Linked DNA regions of Homo sapiens: region 1 is linked to region 2. Evidence: read pairs that join two places in POLR2A ChIA-PET (ENCODE). Cell type or tissue: PC-3. All regions are shown on one strand. Each heading gives the region's core, and the rest is flanking DNA. Links, peaks and the distances in the headings are about the cores only.

Region 1 (4,390 bases), core at 224-4,223, 740 kb after region 2:
CAGATATTCTTGTTAAAGTGAATTTGACTATTGAAATTAATGTTTTCTTCTCTGCAGCTATTGAAATATTTGAAGAAACTCTCCACCCTGCCTATTACAGTAGACATTCTTGCGGTAAGAACTGTGTGACTTTAAATATTATATAATGATATCCCATTCCCTTCTCACTGGAGAGTGTGTAGAATAAGGTTACAAGTATGGGCTTTGGAAGTGAAAGAAACCAGACACAAAAGGCCATATATTGTCTGATTCCATTTATATGAAATGTCCAGAATAGGCAAATCCATAGACAGAAAGTAGATTAGTGGTTGCCAGGGGCTAGGAGAATTGGGAGGAACAGGATTTCTTTTTAGGGTAATGTAAATGTTCTGGAATTAGATGGTTATAATGGTTATATAATATTGTGAATGTTCTGGAAACCACTGAATTATGTACTTTAGTTAAAGTGGTGAATATTGTTAAATGACTTTATTTCAAAATTAGAATTAAAAGAACATTGACTTTGGCATCAATTAGTCCCAGATTCAAATCTGAGTTCTATGACTTTAGGCTGTTCCTATGTAAAATGGGTCTGATTCCTGCTTCACAGGGTTATTGTAAAGACTGATTCAGAACTGTATGCAAAGCTCTTATCTTAGTGCCTAACACCTGCCCTAATCACTCTTGTTATTAAAGTTCTGAACTTGGTACGCTTTGCTACTGTGTGTCATTAGAGATTTGGGGCATAGACACAAAGTAATTTAGTGTTAAGATTTGCAGGGTATGTTGTAGGAAGGAAGTATTGCTTGTTGAGTTTCTCAAAGTAGAAAGCCTTATTTCTTTAGAAAAACGTTAGCCTAGTTCCAGACCCCTCTAACAATTACTTTGTCAAATTTTAGGAGACTGGGGTTGGGAAAACAGTAAATAGCTTGCGAAAACACGAGCATGTTGGAAGCTTTGCCAGGGACCTAGTGGCCCAGTGGAAGAAGCTGGTTCCTGTGGAACGGTAAGAACATTTCTCTTTAGGTTTGTTCAATTTCATGGTTAAATTTACAGATAGAAAAGGTTTTCTTTATTATTTCTCTTTTGCCTTCTGAAATTGTTTTGCCTCAATTATAAAAAATAATCCATGATCATTGTAGAATATTAGAAAATATTAAAAATAGAAATCAAAATTTCCTATTTCTATCACGCAAAGACAAACGTTATGAACATTTTGGTACGTTTCTTTTTTTTTTTTTTTTTTTTTTTGAGACAGAGTCTCGCTCTGTTGCCCAGGCTGGAGTGCAGTGGCGTGATCTCGGCTCACTGCAAGCTCCGCCTCCCAGGTTCACGCCATTCTCCTGCCTCAGCCTCCTGAGTAGCTGGGACCACAGGCACCCGCCACCACGCCCGGCTAATTTTTTGTATTTTTAGTAGAGACAGGGTTTCGCCGTATTAGCCAGGATAGGATGGTTTTGATCTCCTGACCTCGTGATCTGCCCGCCTCGGCCTCCCAAAGTGCTGGGATTACAGGCGTGAGCCACCGCGGCTGGCCTGGTATGTTTCTTTCTAACTGCTCCTTAAATGGCATTTTTTTAAGTTGTGAACTAGATAAATAGTGAGCAGCCCCCATTTTATATAACAAATTAAACATGTCCCCATGTTTTAATAAATCTCCACATTTTCATGTATATGAGATATTTGATCTTTGCATCTTGTGGTTAAACTCACCATTTCTCATTTGGGTTTTCCCAGTTTTAAGATTTGAGTATCTTTAAGCATAACCTACTTATCTTCTTCTTAAGACCTTGTTGTTTCTAACTCTGCATCTTCACTTCTTTGGTGAGTTCAGATTCTGTGACTTTGTCCCTCAAGAAGCAAGATTTAGACCTACTTTGTCTGCTTTTTCTTTTATTTTAGAAATGCTGAGCCTGATGAACAGGACTTTGAGAAGAGCAATTCCCGAAAGCGCCCTCGGGATGCCCTGCAGAAGGAGGAGGAGATGGAGGGGGACTACCAAGAAACCTGGAAAGCCACGGGGAGCCGATCCTATAGCCCTGACCACAGGCAGAAGAAACATAGGAAACTCTCGGAGCTCGAGAGACCTCACAAAGTGTCTCACGGTCATGAGAGGAGAGATGAGAGAAAGAGGTGTCACAGAATGTCACCAACTTACTCTTCAGACCCTGAGTCTTCTGATTATGGCCATGTTCAATCCCCTCCATCTTGTACCAGTCCTCATCAGATGTACGTCGACCACTACAGATCCCTGGAGGAGGACCAGGAGCCCATTGTTTCACACCAGAAGCCTGGGAAAGGCCACAGCAATGCCTTTCAGGACAGACTCGGGGCCAGCCAAGAACGACACCTGGGTGAACCCCATGGGAAAGGGGTTGTGAGTCAAAACAAGGAGCACAAATCTTCCCACAAGGACAAACGCCCCGTGGATGCCAAGAGTGATGAGAAGGCCTCTGTGGTGAGCAGAGAGAAATCACACAAGGCCCTCTCCAAAGAGGAGAACCGAAGGCCACCCTCAGGGGACAATGCAAGGGAGAAACCGCCCTCTAGTGGCGTAAAGAAAGAGAAGGACAGAGAGGGCAGCAGCCTGAAGAAGAAGTGTTTGCCTCCCTCAGAGGCCGCTTCAGACAACCACCTGAAAAAGCCAAAGCACAGAGACCCAGAGAAAGCCAAATTGGACAAAAGCAAGCAAGGTCTGGACAGCTTTGACACAGGAAAAGGAGCAGGAGACCTGTTGCCCAAGGTAAAAGAGAAGGGTTCTAACAACCTAAAGACTCCAGAAGGGAAAGTCAAAACTAATTTGGATAGAAAGTCACTGGGCTCCCTCCCTAAAGTTGAGGAGACAGATATGGAGGATGAATTCGAGCAGCCAACCATGTCTTTTGAATCCTACCTCAGCTATGACCAGCCCCGGAAGAAAAAGAAAAAGATTGTGAAAACTTCAGCCACGGCACTTGGAGATAAAGGACTTAAAAAAAATGACTCTAAAAGCACTGGTAAAAACTTGGACTCAGTTCAGAAATTACCCAAGGTGAACAAAACCAAGTCAGAGAAGCCGGCTGGAGCTGATTTAGCCAAGCTGAGAAAGGTAACCCCTTCAGCCCCTTGGTGGCTTCCCACCCAGAGCACCTGGCCCTGCAGAGCTCAGAGGATTGCCCTGCCACTGTTTTCCTTAGCTTGCTTTTGGGGGGCATGTTGAATTTCAGTGTGCAGTAATTTCCTCTGGGCTTCACTGGTTGTCAGGGTATATGGTACCGCAAATAAGAATTTTCTGCATTATTCTCTTGTGATGGGCTCATCTGTATTTATTTCCTGACTGAGGTGGTGTCAGACATGACTGTGGCCCCCTCCAACCTGGATCTTCCTGTGCAAGATGTCCAGTTAATGCTCCCGGGAATAGACTGTAGGAAAGAGAGCTGTGCTTCTACTCACTGACTCTCCACCCATGGGTCTGTCCCCTGCAGGTGCCTGATGTGTTGCCAGTGTTGCCAGACCTCCCGTTACCCGCGATACAGGCCAATTACCGTCCACTGCCTTCCCTCGAGCTGATATCCTCCTTCCAGCCAAAGCGAAAAGGTAATTTTCTATATCTTCTTTTTCTTAATGGGAAAAAGATTTAAAAATTCATTCAAGGCAGGGTACAGTGGCTCACACCTATAATTCCAGCACTTTGGGAGGCCGAGGTAAGAGGATTGCTTGCGGCCAAGGGTTCTAAACCAACCAGGCGTGGTGGCTCACTCCTGTAATCCCAGCACTTTGGGAGGCCGAGGCGGGCAGATCACCTTAGGTAAGAAGTTCGAGATTAGCCTGGCCAACATGGTGAAACCCTGTCTCTACTAAAAATACAAAAATTAGCCAGGCATGGTGGTGCGTGCCTGTAATCCCAGCTACTCCGGAGGCTGAGGCAGGAGAATTGCTTGAACCTGGGAGGTGGAGGTTGCAGTGGGCCGAGATTACGCCATTGCACTCAAGCCTGGGTGACAAGAGGGAAACTCTATTTCAAAAAAAAGGAGTTCTAAACCACCCTGGTCAACACAGCAAGATGCTGTCTCTACAAGAGAAAAAAAGTAGCCAGGCATGGTGGCACATCCCAGGTACTCGGTAGGCTGAGGTGGGAGTATCACTTGAGCCCAGGAGTTCAAGGCTGCAGTGAGCTCTGATTGCATCACTGCACTCTAGCTTGGGTGACAGAGCAAGACTGTTTCAAAAACAAACAAAAAAACTATCACCATAACATCAGATTTTTGATGCATTTCCTAAGTGCATAGACTCTGAAGTTTGATGGCTTGGGTTTGAATCCCAACTCTGGTTTCTGCAAGTTATATGACCTTGAGAAATATCTTAATTTCTTTGGACCTTAGTTGTATATATTGTGTAAATGGGAGTTATAATGGTATCTGCCCCATAGGGC
Region 2 (4,390 bases), core at 212-4,211:
AGGCTTGGCAGGGCTGGCTTCGGCCTCTGGGTACAGGATGAGAGGGGAAACTAGGGGCTAGGGCAGGAGTGGGGAGACTCAGAGTGAACAGCACAGGGCCAGGGAGGAACCAGGGTAGAACCAACTGAAATAGAAGACTCTAGAAAGGGATGGTTCTAGAGCCCCATCAGGCCGTGTCACTACGTGCTACCTGGTAGACCTGGTGTGTACAGATTTCTTTTCCAGAGGCAATCTTTCAGCCTCTGATCCTCTTCCTGGCTCCTAGGCACCTTTCTGTTATGACTTACTATGAACATTCAATAGGCTGTGACTGGGTTTTACTGAGGTAAAAGGTAACATCGGCAGAGGCCAGCCCGCCTCGGCCTCATTAGCTGGGGGAACTCGAAGTACAGTCAGACAGGGTGGGGCAAATTGACTCATGCCTCCTCATTCTGTGTTTTTTCATGGGAAAATTCCGATGTCTGCTTGACCGCCCGTGGTGATTCATTTTATTCCATATGATGAACATCTGATTTTCTAGGACCTTCATCTTCATTTCACTGAACAACAGCCGTTGGAGGATCTCGTCCTGGAGGGCAAAGCAGGCATGCGTTCTATTGACTTCTTTTGTGTTCACGGCCTTGCTGTTCTTGGAGTCGTTTTCAGAAGTCTTTGGTTTCTCTTCCTCCTTTTAAGCTCCCCAGCACCAGGAAAAGGGGAAAGTTGGTTAATAATGATAATCCCTTCCTTGCTTGAACACCTGCTCTGTGCCAGGTGGTTTACAAACATTATCTTAACAGAGTCTCACAACTGCCTGCAAGGGGAGCATCATTGCCTCATTTTGTGGAGACTTGGGACCCAGTAACGGGAAGTCACTTTCTTTTTTTTTTTTTTTTTGAGACTGAGTTTCACTCTTGTTGCCCAGGCTGGAGTGCAATGGTGTGATCTCGGCTCACTGCAACCTCCACCTCCCGGGTTCAAACGATTCTTCTGCCTCAGCCTCCAGAGTAGCTGGGATTACAGGCACGTGCCACCACACCCAGCTAACTTTTTGTATTAGTAGAAATTTTTGTATTTGTATTTGTAATTATTAATAGAGGCAGGGTTTCACCATGTTGACCAGGCTGGTCTCGAACTCCCGACCTCAGGTGATCTGCCCGCCTTGGCCTCCCAAGGTGCTGGGATTACAGGCGTGAGCCACCAGGCCCAGCTTGGGAGGTCACTTTCTCAGCATCATACAGCCTCAAATTCCCGAGTCCTCCACTTGCCTTTGGTTCATAGGAATGCATGAGATGGCCCGCTAATCTGCCAGTCACAGTGGACATAAAGCCCTTAGCCTAAATATATCTATCTCCAGAGCCCGTTTTTCCAACATGCCTCTCTGAGCATTTTGTCAGGCTCAGTACGATCTCAAACTGCGAAGTCTCAATGGTCTCATGACATGCTTTTATCTCTATGATCCTCATCTCTCCCTCCCCTGGTTAATAACACTTATTTTTTTTTTCTTTTTGGATTCAGCTACAAACTAATGGTCTTTAAAAATGTTTAAAAATTAAGCCAGGTGTGGTGGCTCATGGCTGTAATCCCAGCACCTTCGAAGGCCGAGGCAGGAGGATCGCTTGAGCCCAGGAGTTTGAAACCAGCCTGGGAAACATGGTAAAATCCCGTCTCCACAAAAACTAGAAAAAATTAGCCCTGTGCACACCTGTAGTCCCAGCTACTTGGGAGGCTGAGGTGGAAGGATCACCTGATCCCAGGGAGGTCGAGGCTGCAGTGAGCCATGGTTGTGCCACTGCATCCAGCCTGGGCCACAGAGCGAGACCCTGTCTCAAAAAACTAAATACATAAAAAAAAAAAAAGGTTAACTGAAAAAATTCAACATATCAGGCATGCAAAAAGGTAAATAATACAACAAATACTCATATTCCCATATCAACTTAAGAAATAAAATATCATAAATATAACTAAAGTTCCCTGTGGACTCTCACACCCACAGCATCCTCCTCCCTCCCTGAATATCATCACCTTAACTGTAATCCTGCATTTAAAATTTATTTTTCCATGCATTTCTTTATAAAGTAGTTCTCAATGGGAGGCATTCTGCCTTCCCCAGGGGACATTTGGCAATATCTGGAAATACTTTGGATTGTCATGAAATGGCAGGTGTGCTACTTGGCATCTCATGGGTAGGGGCCGGGGTGGCCGCTAAGCTAACAATGCACAGGTGACAGGTGAGCCTCCCACAATGGAGAATTATCTGGCCCAATATGTCAATAGTGCCAAGGTTGAGGCATCCTGCCTTAAAATACTTTCACTGCACATACACATCCATAAATAAGATAGGCTATTGTTTTGCCTTTTTTTTTTTTTTTTTTTTGAGACAGAGTCTCACTCTGTCATCCAGGCTGTAGTACAGTGGCATGCTCACTGCAGCCTCAACTTCTCGGGCTCAGGTGATTCTCCCACCTCAGTCTCCTGAGTAGCTGAGACTACAGGCACGCACCACCATGCCTGGCTCATTTTTGTATTTTTTTTAGAGATGGGGTTTCCTCATGTTGCCTGGGCTATTCTCAAACTCCTGGCCTCAAGTGGTCGTTGACCTGCCTCGGCATCCTAAAGTGCAGGGATTATAGCTGTGAGCCACTGCGCCAGGCTGTTTTGCTTTTTATTTTTGTTTTTAGATGGAAGCTTGCTCTGTTGCCCAGGCTGGAGTGCAGTGGCATGATCTCAGCTCACTGCAACCTCAGTCCCCTGGGTTCAGGTGATTCTCCTGCCTCAGCCTCCTGAGTAGCTGGTATTACAGGTGTGTGTCACCACACCCAGCTAATTTTTGTATTTTTAGTAGAGACGAGGTGTTACCATGTTGGCCAGGCTGATCTTGAACTCCTGACTTCAAGTGATCCACCTGCCTCGGCCTCCCAAAGTGCTGGGATTGCAGGCGTGAGCCACTGCGCCCAGCCTAGCATGTTTTTTAACATTAAATGAAAGATGTCATAATCTATGTACATTTCTGCTGTCTTCATTATTCTATTTTAGATACGTATCTATGTTCGTCCATGTTAATTTTTTTTATTTTTTTCACATTAAAGTAGTTGTTACTCTTGCCAAAGCATGTTGACATCAAACATGAAATAGGAGAGTCTGGGGTGGTCCTGATTTAACAGCTGAGGTGAGGCAACTGAGGCCTCGTGGAGGGAAGTGATTTACCCAGCACCACCTAAGAGGAAGCTGTAGAGTGGTGGTTTAGACCAGTCTTGGATTCCCCAGTCTTGCCCCATTATTTCGACACCTACCCTGTTCCCTACCCACCTAATCTAGCTGCAAATATCCCCTATCCCTGAGCTGAAGCCAAGCCCCATCTTGTGCTCACCTGCTGGGGCTCTGGGAGGGTGAGCTTGTGTTCATACTTGACCAACCAGTTGCTAAGCAACAGCAGAAGGAATAGGAACCCAAACAAGGCTGGCTTATAGCTCATCAGCCAAGCTGCCACTGCTCCTATGGTGCCTGCGGAGGCAAGTATCCCATGGAGACTCCTAAAGAGAAATATCAGTTCTGCCAGCATTATGGCGTGGAGGCACACAGGCCCCAGGACCCTGCCTCAGGCCCCTCCATGACAAGAGTCACGGCCACCCACTCCTCTGAGTCATAGCCAGCTCCCTCCCCCCACCCAGCTGCCGCATAACAATAATAATAACTCCTCCTTTGTCTGAAGCACCCACTATGTGCCAGACTCTTTGACAGGCAGTTTGAAAGCATTATCTCATGATGTCCTCACAATAGCCAGGTGATGTAGGCCTCCTCATTCATTCACCAGTACTTCTGGGCCTCGCTACTAGCAAAAAAAATGGCCAATACAGAGCCCCTACCATCATAGGGGCAAAGAAAAGTTATCCAAACTTAGACATAACTGCTTTCACAGTTATACTAGCCCATCTATTGGTCACCTGATACTTTAGGGGAAGGTAACTTTGTTTAATATAATATGTAATATTGATTAGGTTTTGGACTCTGTATAGTTAGACATTAATTTTTTATTTATTATTATTTTATTTTATTTTTGAGACAAGGTCTCACTGTGTTGCCCAGGTTGGAGTGCAGTGGTGTGATTGTGGCTCACTGAAGCCTCCAACTCCTGGGCTCAAGTGATCCTCCTGCCTCAGCCTCCTGAGTAGCTAAGACTACAGGCATGTGCCACTATGCCCAGCTAATTAAAAAAAAAAATTATTTTTTTAGAGACAAGGTCTTGCTATATTGCCCAGGCTGGTCTCAAACTCCTAGCCTCAAGCAATTCTCCCTCCTGGAGACATTAACTTTTATTATTTTATTTTATTTATTTATTTTCTTTTTTGAGACAGACTCTCACTCTGCTGCCCAGGCTGGAGTGCACTGGTACCATCTTGGCTCCCTGCAA

Evidence for each region. Peaks named below come from ENCODE experiments on the same cell type or tissue, not always from the same donor. Only the 100,000 strongest peaks of a DNase experiment are listed, where the experiment ranks them.
Region 1: POLR2A ChIA-PET joins it to region 2 with 5 read pairs; 2 of 35 experiments call an interaction of 5 or more read pairs at or near these places.

Annotation. Positions count from the first base shown.
Region 1 is chr1:23,748,964-23,753,353 of GRCh38, forward strand. It overlaps ELOA (elongin A), which reads left to right. Exons shown (of 11, transcript NM_003198.3): 2 at 58-114; 3 at 879-985; 4 at 1,882-3,067; 5 at 3,444-3,555. Among named protein-coding and RNA genes, the nearest start is that of ELOA, 7.7 kb to the left of the region's middle. In PC-3, for the core only: CTCF peaks have their summits at 2,528 (motif pointing left) and 2,731; no DNase peak of the experiment used is centred there.
Region 2 is chr1:23,010,534-23,014,923 of GRCh38, forward strand. TEX46 (testis expressed 46) reads right to left here. Exons shown (of 3, transcript NM_001242521.2): 2 at 3,350-3,512; 3 at 301-568. The coding sequence ends at 368. Among named protein-coding and RNA genes, the nearest start is that of TEX46, 3.1 kb to the right of the region's middle. RefSeq lists an enhancer at 1-1,027. In PC-3, for the core only: no CTCF peak of the experiment used is centred there; a DNase peak (open chromatin) is centred at 408; H3K4me3 peaks cover 364 bases; H3K27ac peaks cover 1,641 bases.